Linked DNA regions of Homo sapiens: region 1 is linked to region 2. A link is a loop called in an ENCODE intact Hi-C map of the cell type or tissue named here. Cell type or tissue: ovary. All regions are shown on one strand. Each heading gives the region's core, and the rest is flanking DNA. Links, peaks and the distances in the headings are about the cores only. Region 1 overlaps SBF2 (SET binding factor 2). Region 2 overlaps SBF2 (SET binding factor 2).

What was found. Hi-C counts contacts between places; a loop is a spot of excess contacts. Peaks named below come from ENCODE experiments on the same cell type or tissue, not always from the same donor. Only the 100,000 strongest peaks of a DNase experiment are listed, where the experiment ranks them.
Region 1: a loop joins it to region 2, with 2.1 times the contacts of the local background. A loop is called at or near these places in 3 of 110 quality-filtered maps.

The regions. Positions count from the first base shown.
Region 1 is chr11:9,848,795-9,859,404 of GRCh38, forward strand. SBF2 (SET binding factor 2) reads right to left here. Exons shown (of 40, transcript NM_030962.4): 18 at 9,432-9,602; 19 at 7,664-7,926; 20 at 4,746-4,918; 21 at 3,882-3,955; 22 at 1,229-1,424. The region is part of intron 1 of LOC101928008 (a long non-coding RNA gene); the gene reads left to right. Among named protein-coding and RNA genes, the nearest start is that of LINC02709, 95 kb to the left of the region's middle. RefSeq lists an enhancer at 7,014-7,113. In ovary, for the core only: no CTCF peak of the experiment used is centred there; no DNase peak of the experiment used is centred there.
Region 2 is chr11:9,769,297-9,779,906 of GRCh38, forward strand. SBF2 (SET binding factor 2) reads right to left here. Exons shown (of 40, transcript NM_030962.4): 40 at 9,372-10,610. The region is part of intron 1 of SBF2-AS1 (SBF2 antisense RNA 1); the gene reads left to right. Among named protein-coding and RNA genes, the nearest start is that of LINC02709, 15 kb to the left of the region's middle. In ovary, for the core only: no CTCF peak of the experiment used is centred there; no DNase peak of the experiment used is centred there; H3K27ac peaks cover 482 bases.

The DNA of each region.
Region 1 (10,610 bases), core at 1,522-9,521, 79 kb after region 2:
AACTATTCTTACAAATTCATCTTTCCTTATTTAATTTTATGAACTGTTGCGCATTATATGGTAAGCAGTCTTTTATGACTGATGTACTAAGCCATCTTGATTCTATTCAACCTAGGAATAATGCAACTGTTAAGATTTAAAAGAGAATACATTTTATATATCTGAATTCACTTGTCCAACCAATGAGTAGCACATAGTGCATACTCATCAAATGCTACTGCATACATAATTTCAAAGGAGAAAGGCACTTTCGTGACCATTTAGCCCAGTGGTTCTCAATCACAATCACTTGTGGGGCTAAAGAAATACACAGATGCCTGGGTCTCCCTATTTCTACTGCTTCAGATTCTAATACAATTGTTTGAGGGTTGGGCCCAGAAACTGGTATTTTTTTTTAAAGATTCCCAGATAATTCAAATATACAGCCAACATTAAGAACCACTGAATTATCACCAATGAAAGCCCAATCTCCCAATTTTATAAAAGAGGAAAATAAAGTCCAGAAAGGTTAAGTGATTTAAGTCACTGAGCTTTGACTTGGAGTCCTGTTGTTTTGCCCAAAGTCTTAATTATGTGCTTTTCCTATCAACAAGAGCATTTTACATATAGACTATAGTGAATTTAAGAAGATAATGTAGATTACTTCTGGTAGGGCATGCTATTCCTTTCCAATATAGAAGGCTGTACTGAATAGTAGAAAATAGAAACAGAAGTTATAGGAGTTTGGCAAGTAGAAGAGAAGTTGTCTGCTAAAAGGGAAGTGGAGTTAATTGGAATGGAATAAGAGGGAAGTGGGATTAGTTGGTGCTGGACAACCTTGTGATAGTTAGCATATCCTTCCACAAAAAGGTTCAAGTATCTGCAAGACCTTAGTTTTACAGTTAACTGTAGGACTCAGAAAGCGTGGACAAACCAGCAAGGGATATATTCAGCAGTTAGAGTGAATATCTCTAGGGTATAACACTCTGCCTCATGAAATGAAATTATGATCATTTCAGCAAATGAACCCTTGATTTATTGTTTAGAAGATAACACTTTGTTCTTCAAGTAAAAAACTATGACCCAAATTATCATTAGCTCTGTCAGACTAAAGTATTTCACCAAAATACCTGTGTGGCAAAAAGCTGACTTTGGATTTAAAATGATCTGCAAATCACTGTGCACAGATGGGATCGAGACCTCATGTACCACACAGATACCCATGTTCTGATGGCATATCGAGTCATACCTAACTGATCATGGGGTGTTCCTCTGAAGAGAATTCTGTATGTGGTGAGGAACAAGGCTCCTTCTGCTGGCAGGAGCTGAGGGCCTCCAAGAAGACCTCCAGTAGCTTCTTCTCTTCCATCAGGATCCAGCAAGACTCGAAGACCCTCACAGACAATTTCTTCTCCTGGCAGCAGAGCAGGTCTAAGAATCTTGGGCTTACAACAGAAAAAGATTGATTGATTGATTGATTGACTAATTGATTGATTTTTGGAGACAGGGTCTTGCTCTGTTGCCCAGCCTAGAATACAGTAGTGCAATCATAGTTCACTGCAGCATCAAACTCCTGGGCTCAAAAGATCCTCTGACCTCAGCCTCCTGAGTAGCTGAGACTACAGGCATGCACCACTATGCCTGGCTTATTTTTAAATTTTTTTTGTACAGATGGGATCTTGCTACATTGCCCAGGCTGGTCTCAAACTCCTGGCCTCAAGCAATCCACCTGCCCCAGCCTCCCAAAGTGCTAGGATTACAGGCATGAGCCACCATAGAAAAGTATTTTAAACACAACTTTTGTGGAGTTTCTAATACTTAGTCCATGGTTATCTTTTCAGTTACAGACCTAAAAAACTTAAGCCAGACTTCCCAGATAGTCACATGAGAAACCTGATTTGGTAAGAGGCAGAAATGAAGTTTATATACCCAAATGTGAGAGGATTCTTTGCAGAATTGTGTAAAAGTAAAGTCATTGAGAAATAACTCAAATATCTGAAATATTCATTCAATGAAACATTTTGTAACCTTTAAAAAATGACATAGATCTATATGTGTTAACATGGAAAAATATCCAGAAGGCTGGGTGCAGTGGCTCACGCCTGTAATCCCAGCACTTTGGGAGGTTGAGGCAGATGGATCACCTGAGGTCAGGAGTTCGAGACCAGCCTGGCCAACATAGTGAAACCCTGCCTCTACTAAAAACACAAAAATTAGCTGGGCATGGTGGCAGGCGCCTGTAATCTCAGCTACTCAGAAGGCGGAGGCAGGAGAATCGCTTGAACCTGGGAGGGGGAGGTTGCAGTGAGCCGAGATTGTGCCACTGCACTCCAGCCTGGGCAACAGAGCAAGACTCCATCTCAAAAAAAAAAAAAACAACAACAAAAAAAAACCCAGAATACATAGATTAGTTAAAAAAGCAAGTTAGAAACCAGAATGTACATTATAATCCCATTTTTGGAAAAAGAATAGGAATTGTAAGACTGTGAACCCAACTGTTAAAGGCAATGGTATCACAGTTAAGGGTGGAGGTGGAGGTAGTATAGGGAGGACTGCAGGGGACTTTCACTTTCTACAATGTGTATTTCTTTTATGCTCAAATTTATACAAAGAACATTATTACTTTTGAAATTATTTGCACATTATTTTGTTTTTCAAGAAAACAAAAAATATGGACGAGCTTTTAACTAGACCTGTCCTTGGCCACGTAATGAACATTTACACAACTCAGGAAATTCTGACTCAGTAACCATATAATACATTCCTCTGAAGAGTTTAGGGCTAGGAAAAAAAAATCTCTCCTGAAGGTCTAATATGTTTATTTTTTACTAAGCAATAAAAACTAATCAGCACTATTATTTTTGTTGGCTCTAGTGAGTTTAGAGCTAAATGTAAAGCCAAAGTATAATAATCGCTGTGTCTCAGGTTTCTGATAGAATTATATTCCTACCTACCTGCCTTCCGCTCACTCCTTTGACTAAATGAATGAATTTACCTATTTATTTATTTATTTATGAGACTGGGTCTTGCTCTGTCACCCAGGCTGGAGTGCAATGACATGATCTCAGCTCACTGCAGCCTCAACCTCTTGGCCTCAAGTGATCCTCCCACTTCAGCCTCCTGAGTATCTGGGACTACAGATAACACCACCACGGCTGGCTAACTTTTACATTATTTTTTGTAGAGATGGGGTTTCATCATGTTGCCCAGGCGCTGGTCTCAAACTCCTGGGCTCAAGTCATCTGCCTGCCTCGGACTGCCAAAGTGTTGGGATTATAGGCGTGAGCCATGGCTCCTGGCCTCAATTTGTTTTTGTTCTATTATAAAGTTCTGTTATATAGGCAAGAGGGTCCTGAACCATAGTCTACTGGCGCCAGACTACAAAGTAATCATCTGAGAGCCTTGTTAAAATACAGATTCCCAGACATGTTCTGGGGTACTCCAATTCAGGAGGCTGGGGTTGGGTCCAGGACTCTGAATTTTTAATAGACTTTCCAGCTGTTTGGGATGTATAGTCAGATTCAGAAACCTGGGTTTTTTATGATAATTGCCTTAAATCCTTTTTGGTGGTGGGGGAGGGGGAGAAAATAGGCACAGTATAAAATCTTGGGTTGGGCTTAGAGGTTAGAAATGTTCCTAATTTATGCCCTGCCTATAAAAGTAGACTCAATGAGAGGTTATTATTGCTCCTTTGTTGAATCTAAGAAAAGATTCTGTTCCTATTTCAGTATCCTTTTTATAAGGTTCTATATGACACACTTCTCTGACAGTTTAACATATCATTAAAACTGGAGTTAGTGTCTGTCAAAGGTTAGGTGAACATCCTTTCCTGGCACACAGCAGTCTATTGTTTGTTTTTAAGAAGAGAGGCTATACCCTGAAAGCATGTAGTCTGGAATTACCTTCTGAATAGGCGGAAGTCTTCTGCTTTCTCGATGTACTGCTTCTAGGGTCTCAATGTGCATAGCTACAATTCCTAGGATGAGTCAGAGTATTCAAAATGAAAGAACACAGACAAGCAGGATAAAAACAAATTCTGGATATTTTAGAATTAAAAGTTAATTACAGTTTACTGGTTCCTCAAAAAAGTTAAAGAGAATTACCATTATGACCCAGCAATTCCACTTCTACATATATACCCAAAAGAAATGAAAGGACTCAAACAGATACTTATATGTGGATATTCATGTATTATTATTTATAATAGCTAAAAGGGAGGGAGAAGTAACTCAAATGTCCATCAACAGATGAATGGATAAAATGTGGGACAGCCATACCATGGAAAGTTACTCAGCCATAAAAAGGAATGAAATTCTGATACATGCCACAACACGTATGAACCTTGAAAACATTATACTAAATGAAATAAACCAAACCCAAAAGTACAAATATTATCTAAGTCCACTTATGTGAAATATCTAGAACAGGCAACTTTATAGAGACAGAAAATACATTAGAAGTTACCAGGGGAAACAGGAGTTACTGCTTAATGGGTAGAGTGTTTGGGGTAATAAAAAAGTTTTAGAAATAGATAACAGTGATGGCTGCACAACATTGTAGATGTAATTAATGCCACTGAATTGTACACTTAGATTATTTTATGTTATATATGTATTTTACAACAATTTAAAAACATTTTAAAAACTAATCAGAAAATAAATAAATAGCATGGCTGAACTATAATGGAAGACATGTATTGCCAGGTTTTATGCTGAAACTCAATAATCTCCAATATTCTGATTCTCTAATATCTGCAGAGTGATTACCTGGTATCATGCAATGAAGGCTCTTGATGTGATCCTGAGTAACTCCACTCTCTGTACAAACTTTGTCAATAAATCGGGTAATGAACCGCACAACAGAATTGGCAATGTCAGTATTCTCTGAATCTTCAAACCCACTCTCTGTATCATAGCTCTCAGCTACACTTCCTGCAATACTAAGACAGTCAAGGAAAGAAATCATGGTCAGTACTTAAATGCAACAAATGACTACTATATAGTAGTCAATTTACATAGCGACAGAAACATGAGCAAAGTGATGTCTACTCAAGTAGAAGGCTCACTTAACTCCATGGCTCCTTGGTAAGTGATGGTGATAAAACACAATGTTCTACTAGTCTACATTTGGAAACTACTGTCAGGCAGTAAGTTTCTGTAAGGAAATTTGTTTGGACCCAGATTTGTTTCTGTAAGGAATACCTTTAGTCACTCTCCCAAAAGGAATGCAGGAACCACAGAAAATAAAGCAAAAGAGGATTTTTTCATTTATTATGGACTACCTGGGCCTTCTAAAGCAACCTGTCCTCCCAAGTTAATTATTACATAGAGAACAAGTAATACAGCTATCTTTGGCTACTTGGCAACTGAGGAACATGTTCCCTGGTAGGCAAAGTAAGAGAATTTTTCTCAGCAACAAGCGTACTCTTCCATATGTAAGGACCAAACTGTCCCTTCTCTTGCCAGGATTTATCACTCTCTGAGTTAACTGCAACCCATTTGGCCACTTTGAAGCCAGCATTCTTCTGTAGATGATAAAATCATGCAAGAGAAGGGAACAAATTTGAAATGGAACAGATGTGAAAGCTCAATCTCTGCCCTTCTTGCTTATTCAGCTCTTACTGTTCAACCCATCAGACTCTGGGAAAAGACTCATTTGTCTGTTCCTATTAACTTCTCTTTTCTGCAAAGCCAACCACATTAGCTGAATCAGTGTTAGAGATTGTTAAAGTAAAGCTAAGCAGAGACTATGGCCATCAACATGCAGACTTTGAGAGAGCACTGTCATCTATAATGATTATTATTTGTTTATATTTATTTATTTATTTTAGAGACAGGGTCTCACTCTGTCACCCAGGCGAGAGTGCAGCGATGCTAGCTGTAACCTCAAACTCCTGGGCTCAAGAAATCCTCCTGCAGCAGTGATTCTCCAGCCTCAGCCTCTCAAGTGGCTAGGACTACAGGTGTGTGCTACCACACCTGACTAATTTTTATTTTTTGTAGAGATAGGGTCTCACTATGTTGCCCAGGCTGGTCTTGAATTCCTGGCCTCAAGCAATCCTCCCACTTCGGTCTCCCAAAGTGCTGGGATTATAAGGTAGTCAGCCCCATGCCTGGTCCAAAACTTTAAAAGAAATGTAAAATATAGTTATTGCTTGTTATAATGAAGATGAACGTCACTGGCAATGGAGAATGGAGATAAAGCTGTGACAGCTAAGGAATATCTTACAAATTAAACAGATAGGTCCTGTATTGAAACAGAGTCTTGTGGAATTATGAGTAGTGAAGGAATGGGAAAGCATCATTTCGGGAAGATCCTTTTGGCAGTAGAAAGAAGAATAAAAAATGAAACAACTAAGAGACTGTTATAATTAGGGCTTGAAGTGATAAAGGCCAGACTATGTTGTTCCCATTAAATAACCAGAGGATGAACAAGAAACTCTATATGGGTGGGGGTAAGAGATCTGTGCAGTTGACTGTATGGTGTGAAATGCTGATTCCAAGTTGTCTAGCCTGGAAGACCAGAAACTCTGAGGTGTCCCTGACAAAAATGAAGTACCTAGGATAACAAGATTAAAAGGTTTGGGCCAGAGATTTAGGCTTGTGGATGAGTCTTCCACAGAGTAAGAAGAGCTTGGAAGAGGAATTGAGAATGGGAAGAGAAGAGGAGCTGCCTGAAGGAGCATGAGGAGAAGAATTTATGCGAGCTCGAACTACCAGGATGTTGCGGCACCCATCACTGAAGCTCTAAGGATAGAATTTCACTACTGTTGGGTTGATAAGTTCATTTATTCACTCATTTAATCATCTGTTCAACCAAATATTTATTGAGTACTATATGCAAAGACACTAGGAATACAGCAATGAACAAAACTGACAAAGGAAACATAACAAGCAAACATATGAAAATAAATCAGGTTGTAAAAAATGACATGAAAGACAATGCAAAGTAGGAGAGGGAGAGGTATTATTAAGATGCAGAAGTCAGGAGGGCTTCTTGAGGCAAGTAACATTTGAGCAGAGACCTAAATAAAGTGAGGAAGTGATTCTTGGCCTGTTTAGGTGAGAATATTCCAGAATGAAAATACCAGTACAAAGGATGTGAGGCAGGAATATGCTTGGAGTGTCTGAGGATTAGCATGAGCAGGGAGACCAGTTTGGTTGACAGAAGAGTGATAGGAAATAGGGGGTCAGAGCAGTAGCCAGAGGACGGATTCCGTTAGGCCTTGCAGGCCATGGTAAACACTGGGTTTTAGTTTCAGTGGTATGAGAAGTTACTGGAGGGTAGAGAGGAAGGCATGGTTGAGGGTATGACTACAAGGTTGAGGAAAAGGAGGGCTGAGAAACAAACAGCCACTTTTGCAAGAAGGTGCTCACTAATTTCTTTGGAATGATTTCTGTAAATTGCTTTGGCAGACAGTAACTGAAGGGCTGGATCAGTAATGGGTGAGACATTTGGAAAAATTAGGTCATAAAAAAGAAGAAAGTGTGGGAAGTGGTTAAGAATAGTAGGATGAAGTGAATCTTTTAGAAAGAAAAGCTGAGCAAGTCCAAAGGTGAGGAAAAATGGTTAACTTTTGAAATATGTACAGCAGTATTTGCTCAAAATGTTTAATATTATCTGTCAAGCCAAGACTGGCCCCAAGAAGAGTAGGAGGAGGGTCTGTGTGTTCACATTTTGGTACCTGTTTGTGACAATGCTGTTGCTTCCGCTCTCCCAGTCACCTGGCGCTGATGTTCTTAGGAGCTTGTTTTTACTTGTGTCGAGTGGAACTAGCAGGTTCACCATGAGGTTTGCAAAGTGAATGGCCTGACTAAAGACAGTGCTTTCCTCATGTTGCACTAGCTCTTGCTGAGTTGACTTGCTCAGGGTAGGCCAAAGGCGTAGTTGCTCAGCTGCCAGGTCCATTGCTGTCTTCTCCTGATAATGGTCATCAGGAAGCTTATCCTAAAAAATAAAGCAACACAATCCAAAAGAGAACCATCACTTCAGGTGAGCTTAAAAAACATAGATTTTTTTTTTTTTTTTTTTTGAGACGGAGTCTCGCTCTGTCACCCAGGCTGGAGTGCAGTGGCACGATCTTGGCTCACTGCAAGCTCTGCCTCCCAGGTTCACGCCATTCTCCTGCCTCAGCCTCCCGAGTAGCTGGGACTACAGTCACCTGCCACCACGCCCAGCTAATTTTTTGTATTTTTAGTAGAGACGGGGTTTCACCATGTTAGCCAGGATGGTCTCGATCTCCTGACCTTGTGATCAGCCCGCCTCGGCCTCCCAAAGTGCTGGGATTACAGGCGTGAGCAACCGCGCCCGGCCTAACATAGATGTTTTAAATAACTATTCTATTAAATGCTTAAATCAGCAAAAATGAAAACATAAACATAACATAACAACCACAAAACAAAACCTAGTCTTCTTTCCCAGATCCAACAGGCCTTGAGTGGAACTATGTGACAAACCTCAGGAAGCAGCAGCAAAGCACCTTATAGCTTGTGAAGAGCTGGTATGTCTATGGTCTCACTTGTACCTAACCTAGGGCTGGCTCCGGGATAGACTTCTTTAGAATGGCTGACAAAGAAGCAGTGACATGTGTTTGCTCTATGAATGCTTTCGAGATGTGTCAATATTAACATTACATCTGCTTAAAAAATGATCAAAAGCACCCCCGAAGCCCAGTAAATTTCTGGAGTAGAATGATAATCAGCCGTTAAGGCTGCTTTAAGTTCAATTCATGAGGATGATAGTTTCTAACACTTATTATTACTGCATACCATGTACTCTTCAATGCACTTTATATATGAGACACTAAAATCTCATAATAATCATATCCATTTTACCAGTGAAGATATAAGGCACAGTGAAGTAACATGACTTGCCCCAAACCAGAGAGCTAGTAAATGATGTTTTAAACTTTCAGAGTATTTAAAACTACTCTTTCAAATTAAAAACAATTTTCTTGATTTTTAAATTTTTTTGATATTTTTCATAAAAATATTTTATGCTGATAAAACATAGAGAAACATGTAGAATATTCCTAGAAGAAGACCTAGATTTATTACTGGCATTTTTTTAATACAACTACCAAATTTTACATTTATTTTGGAGTTAATTAACTTTAATTTGACATTCCTCCAGGGAAGTTAGTTGCATAGAGAAGTATGCCTGTTATTTTAGGTTTGTTCTTTCTATTCAACTTCCTATAGTCATTTCCAGGAAATTCTTATTTATTAAAGTATATTAAAACAATCCTAGTGCTGAAGAACTGTATTAAGAAGTTATTATGGAAAAACATAATGTCTGAAATCAACAGAGGAAAGATATCACAGGGCTCCCTAAATAAAACCCAAATACACTGGCAGGAAGTAGCTAGAGTTTTTTTTGCCCTGGGAACATCTGCTTTCCTTAAAGCCAGAATCCTAATCCCACACAATTAGAGTTCTTTTCTTCTCTCTTACCTTTTGCTTCAGATGCGGGGCATGATTGTCTTCCTTGGCTGAGAGATAAAGGGAGCGAACCTGTTCCTGCACTGCATTGTAAAAGGTTGTCTCCCAAAATTGCTGATTTGTCCAAATGGGGTGGTCTTGTACACACGTGTAAGCAAACTGGCTGACTCCAGGGGCAAGTTTCTGTGAGAACACACAAAATACATCATCATGGGGCTGGCAGAATTATAACAGTTCATAAGGTCACAGGGGCCACAGTTAATCATAGATGAGATCAAAGGATTTCTCTAAAGAATATCGTATGGTAGTACAGGCTTAGCAATCAGCAACTTACTCCTTTTTAACTGGCAACTGTGGGCTTGCTGTTGGATCCTTGAGAGTCTCAGTCACTTTATCAAAATGGGTATTTTAGTAACAGCTAAAAATCAAAGCTGTTATTATATCAATTAGAAAATACAGGAAAAGGAGGCACTGTAGGTTTAGTGAATATTATTACAATTAGGGCATATAATAAAATCCATCACGATGTAAACATAAAACTCCAGATAATTTAACATTTCTTCTATGGCTTTAGGGTACTCTTTTTAAAGAGACAGCAACTGAAATATGAGTGAACCTACAGCTTGGCCTTACACACAGAATGAGGATATAGCATGAATTAGGGACTCAGGAGAACTGCACTTTTCCTACTGCTCATTCCAGCCCATTACCTCCCCGCCAAAGCTGTTGCCTGGCTCACATACTCTCTAGAAGACTGCCCTGGGCTTCAAGGGCATTTTCTGGTAACCAAATTTGTGCAGGGAAAGATAAACACAAACCAAACCTCCTTCCTTTCAGGGACTTCCTGCTGGGTTTCAGCGTAAGAGTAAACTTAAGAGGTGATTAACAACAGAGGGAAGGAAAATGAACTCTGCAGGCATTTAGAAGGCACTTCATATATATTTAAGTTTGTTTAGTTCCAAAACCCCTGCTCTTTTTATAACACCAAATTGTCTTTCAAAAGAACTGAAAGTAAATCAAAATAAATGAAATGCCAAATTAACTGCCAATTAGCACTTCTGTTTTCCCCTCACTTTATGATTTTGTTTCCCAAAGTAATATTCTACCTTGGAACCTCTGAAAAAAACTTGTATAACATTGCATTTTAAATTTTAATGATAATTTACATTGCCAAATTTCAGTTAGTGACTT
Region 2 (10,610 bases), core at 2,030-10,029:
TGATTCCTTCATTTTTTTCCCCCAAAGGGACCTATGGCCATTTAGGTAATCATTCACTAGAGAAATGGGGATAACAAGACATTTTGAGGAGTAGCAGATGCAGAGTTTGAGTTAACATTAACACTTGGAGCCCAAAGCATCATCATGGCCCCTCTTTAAGAGGCCTTTTGGAGATCACTGTGATGTGATATGGCAGAAAAGTCTAGGGGCCTTCAGATGTCCAGTGTGTCAGCAAGAGAGGCCAATGCTGAGCCCCTGAAATGGCACTATTCCTTGAGACCAACTCATCACTTGGGGCAAGTCAACCGCATCAGGCCCTTTCAATTCTGGAAGGGCCAATGGTTCATCTCTACAGGGATAGAGACTTATTCTGGGCATGGGTTTGCCTTTCCTCACCACAGAGCCTTAGTTAGCGTCACTTTCCAGGGATGTACAGAATGCCTGATCCAAAGGCATGGAATTCCACACAGCACAGCACTTAACTGGGGGACAGTATGATAGCAAGGGTCCTATTGAACTATGTATGGTTTGCGGCTGCTGCAGGGCACTTGGGATTCTTCGTGCTCAGAAACCAGCAGACAAGAAGAGTCATCATACTGGCAGGGATAACTGACCCGGATCAACAGGAAGGGGCAAGGCTGCTTCTGGATAATGAGGGCAGGAGGAATGTGTGTGGAGCCCATGTGATCCACTGTGCACCTCCAGGTAGCCCCACTGTAATTGTGAAAGGATATGCAGCAACCCTGAGAAGGGTTTGATTATTTAGCATTTATCCCCTTCCCTCCCCCTCCTCTCACCCCCAGAATGAAGGTTTGGCTCACACCACCAGGTAAGCCACCAACATCTGAGGAGGTTGTTGAGGGTCGGGGGAATTCGGAATAGATAGTGGACGAGGGAGAGAATGAAGGCCAGTTATGGCTCCAAGATTAACTTCATTGGTAGGGGCCGTAGTTAGTCCCACAGACCTCCTGCTTTCTTCTGAGTTCCCCTTGGGAATAGAGGCCCAAGGGAAATGGGGAGGAACTTCTCCCTGAACCTGGTGGAGAGTAAAGATCTGTGTGGCACAAGGGGTAGACTGTGATGTTAACACTATAGTTGTAGTATATTTTAGACAGTTCAAATTATGACTCTTTTTTTAATTTTTATTTTTTTGAGACAGTCTCGCTCTGTCACCCAGGCTGGAGTACGGTGGCATGAACTCAGCTCATTGCAAACACCACCTCCTAGGTTCATGTGATTCTTGTGCCTCACCCTACCAAGTAGCTGGGACTACAGGCATACACCACCACACCTGGCTAATTTTTGTAATTTTGGCAGAGATGGGGTTTCACCATGTTGGCCAGCCTCTTTTCGAACTCCTGGCCCCAAGTGATCTACCTGCCTTGGCCTCCCAAAGTGCTGGGATTACAGGCATGAGCCACCACGTTAGACCATTTTAGCCCTGAATTTTCCTTGATATGATTTGTCCATTAGTATTTGTTGTTGTTGTTGTTGTTGTTGTTGTTGTTGTTGTTGTTTTTGAGACAGGGTCTCGCTCTGTTGCCCAGGCTGGAGTACAGTGGTGCAATCATGGTTCACTGCAACCTCAACCTCCTGGGCTCAATTGATCCTCCTGCCTCAGCCTCCCAAGAAGCTGGGACAACAGGTGCATGCCACCATGCTTGCCTAATTTTTATACTTTTTGTAGAGATGGGGCTTTGCCATGTTGCCCAGGCTGTTCTTGAACCCCTGGGCTCAAGTGATCCATCTGCTTCGGCCTCCCAAATTGCTGTGATTACAGGCGTGAGCCACTGCACCTGGCCCATTAGTTTAAATATATTCATGAGAATAGACCATAATATGTAGCTGGCTGGAGTCTCAGAAAACCTTGGCATGCCTTAATATTTGAGAATCCCATTTCATTTCTTATTAATCTCTTGAGAGCAAAGAAAATCCTATAAATCCTGTCAGAGAATGTCAAGAGTTTGGACCCATGTTTTAGATAGTGACAACTGTCCTAGTGGCTTTTAAATAGCCATCCTGCCCCTGCCATTTAGAATATTTATTTTTGCTCTCAGAAGATATTTAGAAACAAGCAAGGGAAAGGAGCCAAATCATTTACAGATTCATGTAACCAAACCAAAATGAAACCAAGATAAGAATGTTCACAAAAATTTCAACCCAGGAATGTAGAAAAAATTAAATTATGCATGCATTTATTAGTCAGGGTTCTCTAGAGGGACAGAACTAATAGGATAGATATATATAAAGGGCAGTTTAGTAAGTATTAACTCACATGATCACAAGGTCCCACAATAGGCTGTCTGCAAGCTGAGGAGCAAGGAGAGCCAGTCTGAGTCCCAAAGCTGAAGAACTTGGAGTCTGATGTTCAAGGGCAGGAAGCATCCAGCACGGGAGAAAGATGTAGGCTGGGAGACTAGGCCAGTCTCTCTTTTCACGTTTTTCTGCTTGCTTTATATTCTAGCCGCACTGGCAGCTAATTAGATGGTGCCCACCCAGATTAAGGGTGGGTCTGCCTTCCCCAGCCCACTGACTCAAATGTTAATCTCCTTTGGCAACACCCTCACAGACACACCCAGGATCAATACTTTGCATCCTTCAATCCAATCAAGTTGACACTCAGTATTAACCATCACAACGAAGAAAGAAACAAAAGTGAATTTACCAGAGAAGTCATGTCTTGCAGAAAGAACGTGGATTCTGGAGAAACCAGAGTACTCAATCCAGAAAGACACTTGTCTTTAAACCAAAAAAGATAAAAAACCTTTTATCATTCCAGGAGAACGTACAGTCCTTTATTAAAGGTGGCTTTATAACGAAACCAAATCCTGAATAAAGTTGATATAGGAGGAGTTAAGAAATTAGGCAGATAGGGTAAGGAAGTCCTTGGTAAGGTTTTCCTTTTATGAAAAGTAGCTCCCAAATGATTTTCTTTTCTAACAAAGAGCAGCCTGTAAAATTGAGCTGCAGACATAAACAAGGAAGCTAGAAGTTTGCATGGGTGAATGCCAGCAGCTGTGCCAATAGGAAAAGGCTACCTGGGGCTAGGCATATCCAACATGACAGCTCCATCTTCCCTTCTCTTTGCTAGCCACGCATACCATAAGAAGCAGACAAGATGGCACCAGCCAAGCAAAGACCTCATTTGCATAATAAGATTAGGGTGGTGCGGCCAGATTCCCTGGGCACTACGTAATGTCACACCTGGTCCAACCAATCTTTGGGCCCTATGTAATCAATCACCTCCTCAAGCCTGTCTATAAAATCTGTGCACTCCACTGTGGGCCGGAAGTCCCATTTGGGAGCCCATCTCTCTTGAAGGACAGAGCTAGCTGTTCTTTCTCTTTCTTTTGCCTAGTAAACCTCTGCTCTTAAACTCACTCCTTGTGTGTGTCTGTGTCCTTAATTTTCTTGGCATGAGGCAATGAACCTCGGGTATTACCTTAGACAACAACTCCTGTTCAAAGTCAAGAGCTTCTACCAAAAAGGGAGAGGCTTGGCCTGAGAGAAAATGCACCAGGGCAGAAAATGTGAGCCATAGAAACAGAGTGCTCAAAGGGCTCAGGCGAGTATTGCACACTAGTTCCAAGAGTCACGAATTCCTTCTGATATTCTTTTTCAGGTCCTGCTTCTGGACACCATTTATGTCACCCTACATAACAGAGAGGGTCTCTAAAAGAAAATAATATTTATTTAATAGGGCTGTATTAGTCTGTTCTTGCATTGCTATAAAGAAATACCTGGGCCGGGCGCGGTGGCTCACGCCTGTAATCCCAGCACTTTGGGAGGCCGAGGCGGGTGGATCATGAGGTCAGGAGATCGAGACCATCCTGGCTAACAAGGTGAAACCCCGTCTCTACTAAAAATACAAAAAATTAGCCGGGCGCGGTGGCGGGCGCCTGTAGTCCCAGCTACTCGGGAGGCCGAGGCAGGAGAATGGCGTGAACCCGGGAAGCGGAGCTTGCAGTGAGCCGAGATTGCGCCACTGCAGTCCGCAGTCCGGCCTGGGCGACAGAGCGAGACTCCGTCTCAAAAAAAAAAAAAAAAAAAAAAAAAAAAGAAATACCTGACGTCAGGTGTGGTGGCTCATGCCTGGAATCCTAGCACTTTGGGAGGCCAAGGTGGGAGGATTGTTTGAGCCCATGAGTTCAAGAGCATCTTGGGCAATATAGTAAGACCCTGTCTCTATAAAAAAATTAGCTGGGCATGGTGGAGCACACTTGTAGTCCCAGCTACTCAGGAGGCTGAGCTGGGAGGATTGCTTGAGCCCAGGAGGTCAAGGTTGAAGTGAGCTGTCATTGCGCCACTGCACTACAGTCTGGGTGTCATAGCAAGACCCTGTCTCAAAAAAAAAAAAAACAAAACTATAAGAGGTTGAACTGGTTCATGGTTTGCAGGCTGTAAGGCTGTAGAGGAAGCATAGTGGCATCTGCTTCTGGGAAGGCCTCTGGAATCTTACAATCATGGTAGAAGGCCAAGCGGGAACTTTCATGTCACATGGCCAAAGCAGGAGCAAGAGAGTAAGGGGGAAGGTGCCACACACTTTTAAACCTCAGGAGAACTTACTCACTGTCATGAGAATAGTACCAAGTTGATGGTACTAAACCATTCATGAGAAATCCACTCCCATGATCCAATCAGCTCCCACCAGGCCCCACCTCCAGTTGGGGATTACATTTCAACGTGCGATTTGGGTGAGGACACACATCCAAACTATATCAAGGGCATTGCAATGGGAATACCTATATAACACCATAGTAAACTATGTGTGTATTCAGGGAGGTAAAGGAACACAAAGGTTTTTTAAAGGAAAAATGAGGATCATTACATAATTGTTTTGAGATAATTATCCTGGCTACAAGGATCAGTAACAAGGGTGACACTAATCCAAGGCTGGACAGGCAGTTGCTAGACAGATGCCTTCAAAGGAGTAATTTTTGTGTAAGGTTGCAATGGCCTTTGTGCAAGGTTGCAATTTTTGCAGGTTTTTTTTTGATAGTTTTTGTTATCAGGCATTTATGCATGAGTACTCTCTCTTCATAGCTTTCCCTGGCTCAATTTATCAGGCTTTTTTGTTTTGTTTTGTTTTGTTTTGCTTTTTTTTAAACATAAGTGACTCCATTTTGATTCTGACAACTTTAACATTGACAACCATGAAAAGATTTCTCTCAGATCTCTGACTGCAGGGACTGTCATTGACTATTGGCCTCAGCTGGTATATTCTGAAATCTATTACTGTGTTTCCACCAAAACCATGCTTCCCATGGACTGCTCCTAGCCAATGATTGAGCATGGTGGGGATCCTAGGAAGGCCCATTCTTGGAATATGTGGGATTCCCCTGATGGCTCAAGGACTTCTTATCTGCCTTGCTGAACTTCCTTAGAACTGCACTGCACTCCAAGTCTCCTCCACTCATCTTTGCTTCCCTTTCTTTTTCACAAGGATTACACCAGCATCATCGTCTCTTGGCTCTTCCAGCCTCCCCAGAGTTCCTGCCTATCAGGCATCTGCTTCTCAGAGGACTGAGACACATTCCTGTTACTCCAAGAACAATTCTGTTACCAAGGACCAATGCTGTGGTCCGTGGACCAGCAGCACTGGCCTCATTAGAAACGCAGAATGTCAAGCCCCACCCCAAACCTACTGAATCAGAATCTCATTTTAACAAGATGATTCATGTATGCATTACAATTTGAGATGCACTGATTTAGATGATTTGGATTTTTCAGCAAATCCTTTAAATCTCAGTTTGGAAACTGAGTCCTTGCCAAGGTAAATATTTGGAATCACAAAGTAACAGATCATCTGCGTCCTGCATTTTTATAAGTCAAAGCCCAGCAAAGTTAAGGGACTGATTCAAGGTCATAGATTACATTAGAAGAGAGCCAGCACTAGAAGCCAGGTCTCTTGCCACCCAGCTCTTCCCTACCCCCGCAGGCTCTGCTGTGAGCAGGCTATTTGCTGTAAATATGCATTGTTTAGTGTGGTAGCAGTGGAAATAAGGCTAGTTGTGGTAGAGTACAAAATATATTTGTCCTTTGTTCTGGGTTCCTGGCGCACAGTGTCTAAAACCCTAGAAATTCCCTAAGTGATAGTTTGTTATTCCTAACACACCCCACCCTTTAGGAGTATCTTTTGCTATTCATAACTGCCCTTCGCAACACCTGAGTTTATGCTAACAAGGTGATTCAGGGTGGGGTCCCTAGCTAGGTTAAGGATGTGGGCTGGTCATCTGAAAGACCAAACAAGTGAATAGAGGGTGGGAACTTTCAGCCACCCCCAACCTCGGGGGAGGGAGGGTAACTTGAGACTGGGTTGTAAAAACTCTTGAATAATGAGATAAGGAGTGCCTCTGGGTTGGTGAACACATCAGATGCTGGGCAGGTGGTGTGTTGCCTCCCTCCATACCATGCATCTCTTCCCTTTGGCTGATCCTGAGGTGTATCCCTTAGAAATAAGCTGGTAAATGTAAGTAAAGTGTTTTCCTGAGTTATATGATTTGTTCTGGCAAATTACTGAACCTGAGGAGGGGGGATTGTGGAAACCTTCATATTTATAGCTGGTTGGTTAGAAGTTCTGGTGGCCCTTGGAACTTGCAACTAGTGTTTGAAGTGGGGGCAGTCTTGAGGACAGACCTGAACTTGTGGAGTCTACGCTAAATCCGGGGAGTTAGTGTCAGACTTGAACTGAATTGTTGGATGTCCAGTTGATGTTGGAGAACTGGTATAGAAACATGACATGCATTTGTTTTATCAGAAATGGCCTCTGAAAAAAAAATTAGTCCAAACTCAGATGTGCTGTAAGTATAAAATACACACTAGATTTTGAGGATTTAGTATGAACAAGGAATATATTTCATTAATTTTTTTTGGTATTGTTTACTCATTAAAATATTTTTGATATATTGGAGTAAACATATGGTAAAAACAAATATATTAAAATTAATGTCTTTTTTTAACTTGAAGATATCTATGGGGCTTGCATTATATATGTTTGATGGTGCTGCTGTAAACCCTATCTCTTCGTCAACACTGCTTTATTCACTGCTTAATTCATAGCTTTGGCTGGCATTGCTGAGGGCACTTCTCTGTTATCAGCTTGGGATCTTTCAGAAATTCTTTATGGGATGATAGGGCTACTTAGTAACTCTTACAAGAATCCCTGATTAAATACCTATAAATGTCAGTTTCCCTTGAGAAGCAAATGTGCCATGTTATTAGCAGTTTAAGCTCTAGCTCTGGAGTGGAGACAATAGAGTGAAGGGGTTTGGGAGGTGGGAATAAAGGATTTGGGTCAAAGGGGTTGGGAAGTGACTTATGCTATGTGCTCCTTTGAGTTTGCATCTTTCAAGAGCCCATTATTAGAAGGGTTTTGTCACTGGGACCACAGAAGGAAGGGCCCTGTTAAGGCTTCTGCAGGTTGCCAAGCCCTGGTCTTTCTCCCTTGGAACTGTAAAGCAAAAAAGTATATGAGACAGGTCTCAATCAATTTAGAGATTTATTTTTCCAAGGTTAAGGATCATGACCCAGGACACAGCCTCAGGAGGTCCTGAGAATACAAGCCCAAGGTAGTTGGGTTAAAGGCTCTTGTTTTTATATGTTTTAGGGAGACATAAGACATCAACCGACACATGTGAAGTATACATTGATTTGGCCTGGAAAGGCAGAAGCTTACAGGTCACAGGTGGATTCAAAGATTTTCTGATCGGCAATTGGCTGAAAGAGTTATTATCTAAAAGGCTGAAATTAATTGAAAGGAGAGTCTGGGTTAAGATAAGGGGTTGTAGAGACCTAGGTTCTTAGGTAGATGAAGTCTCATAGGTGGCTGCCCTTAGAGGCAACAGATAGCAAATATTTCCTATTCAGACCTTTAATAAAAGGTACTAGACTCTTAGCTAATCTCTTCAGGATCAGAAAAACACCGGGGAAGGGAAAGGGATCCTCTACAGAATGTAAATCCCCTCCCCCCGCACAAGATACAGCTTTGCAGGGCCATTTCAAAATATGTAAAAGGAATGTATTTTGGGATTAAAAAAGCTTTGATTTCCTTCAGGGCTTGCTATCTGTTGTGTGATGCTATACTAGAGTCAGGTTGGAATTTGGTATTTTATTGTGACAGTCTATTTTGTCAGTCTTAAGATCTGTTTTAATGTTAATGCTGGTCTGTTGTGTCTAAACTCCAAAAGGGAGAGGGTATAAAGAGGCATGTCTACCTCCTTGCCCGAGCATCATGGCTGGAACTCGTTTTTCAGGTTTCTCTGGAACCCCCTTGGCTGAGAGGGGGTCCATTCAGTCATCTGGGGGGCTTGGAATTTTATTTTTGTTTACAGAACCCAGTATTCTCCCCGTTCACAGTTAAGACCTGAGGAATGAAGGGCATCCAGATACTGACGCTGTGAACACAGCTTCTACTCAACCCCTAATCCCAGTTGTCTCCCTCCTGACTGAATCTCAGGGACACGGCAATGTGTAATGGTAGCTGTTGAGAGGCCTAGGACCAAGGAAAGGCTTGAGGGCCCTTGGCTAGATCAGCATGCTCTTGAGACTGAGGAGAACCGAAAGCTCAAGGGAATATGTCACTATCTATCTCACCTTGAGCCTCAGTGGCTATTTGGGATCCTCTTGCTTGGCTCAGAGGACTCTGGATGTCAAAGGACTTAAAGGCTCTGCCCTAGATGAAAACTTGCATTCTCTGTTGGCTACATGAGGTAAACTCATGGGCTTAACCAAGGAAGTACTGTCTAGAACTGAAATCACTGATCATTTGTACTGTTTAACAATTCCGTTTGGGAGGCCGAGGAGGGTGGATCACGAGGTCAGGAGATTGAGACCATCCTGGCGAACACGGTGAAACCCCATCTCTACTAAAAATACAAAAAATTAGCTGGGCGTGGTGGTGGGCCCCTGTAGTCCCAGCTACTTGGGAGGCTGAGGCAGGAGAATGGTGTGAACCCGGGAGGTGGAGCTTGCAGTGAGCCGAGATTGCGCCACTGCACTCCAGAACTCCAGAGCCTGGGCAACAGAGTGAGACTCTGTCTCAAAAAAAAAAAAAAAAAAAAAGTTCCCTGAAGCAGAAAAATCTGCTGCTCAAACAGACTTCAATGTCTCATGCCTAAAATTTTCACAAATTACCATATACTCTGGGTGGTGGAATGGACCCAGAATAGGTAAGGGACTTAAGCAATTTCAAACAGCTTATTAGAGACAGTGGTAGGAGTGGCAGCACATATGAGAATCTTGGCCTCAAGTCTCTTACCTAAACTCTGCAGAAGTGTGTCTGGAACCCAGAAGCTCATGCTAACATGTCCAGTATCCCTAGTTACTTCTTGAGCAAAGGGCAGTGATGACATTAGGAGAATGAAGGAACAAAGTGGGTCATGCTTTGTTTTATTCTTGAACCTTTAGTCCCATGTATGAATCCTGAGTGTTACCCTCCTGAATGCTGTGCACTACAGAATGAACTTTAGTTCACAGTAAATGAGGGATGCTTTTTCTTAAGAAATAAATTTAATTCAAGGTGGTTAGTGAATGTGAGGCAATGTAATGCCTTCACGAAAGTTAAAGTAATCCAGTTACAAAAGAAGCACTGTGTATAGTCTCAAATAGCTGAAGGTACAATGGGCTCCATATTTTACAAAGTACAAAAAATTATTTCATATACAAAGAAAAATACAAATAATGTGCAAAAACCATTTTCACAGGTGGCAATTTATAAAATGGAAATGATAGAAAAGTCCTTCATTCTTAATTATCCCCAGATTTCTTATATATTAACACAGTTCTATTTCCTAGTGTGTGGACAATTTTAAATTTGAAATTCTGATTTATTTTTAATCTACAAAGTATTTTTATTTTTTAAAAGGGAACCATTTCATTATTGAAATCTTATGAATGCATCAGTTAATTTATATTAAATTATAAGCAGGCTATCTGAAAAACAAGGATATAGAAATCATATATACACATTTTTGAAATATTAGTTTAGTATTTAACATATTAACATTTCAAAACAAATGCAATGATCTAGCTACCTATGACGCCAGCTGGTGTCAGTGGTTGTAGCGAAGATGCTGTTTCTGTTTACCATGAGCAAACAGCATTTCTTGGGTCTTAAGCTAAACAATCACAAGTTATCAAAGTAAAGAAAATCTAAAGACAGTTCTTACTTTTCATGTGTAGAAGTGTAGTTTGGGTATCCAGTCATGCCACAGTGTGACTGTGGTCAACACAGCCCTTGTCACAGGTGCGTATGGTCCTAAATAGCTGGCCTCTGTCTTTCCAACATCTTCACTTCATTGGGAATTCAGTGCAAGTGTTTGTTTTGTGAGTTAGTGCATTCAGCTTTTTTTGCATGTTATTTTGAAAAAGAAGCTGTCAGGAAGCAGAAGATACATAAGAACACAAGGCCCTGGATCCTCAGAGCACCTCTGGTCTAGAGAATTCAGTGTTTTGGAAGTAGTGTTTTCCTGCATTGGGCTGGTCATTGTTGTACCATTCCCTGGATAATCTTTTTCCATCAGAATAATGCTGTGTGCTCCCTCTTTGCCTGCTACTGAACAATGACGTCTCTTGTTGTGAACCCCACTGGCAGAGCACGGACCATGGAAGCA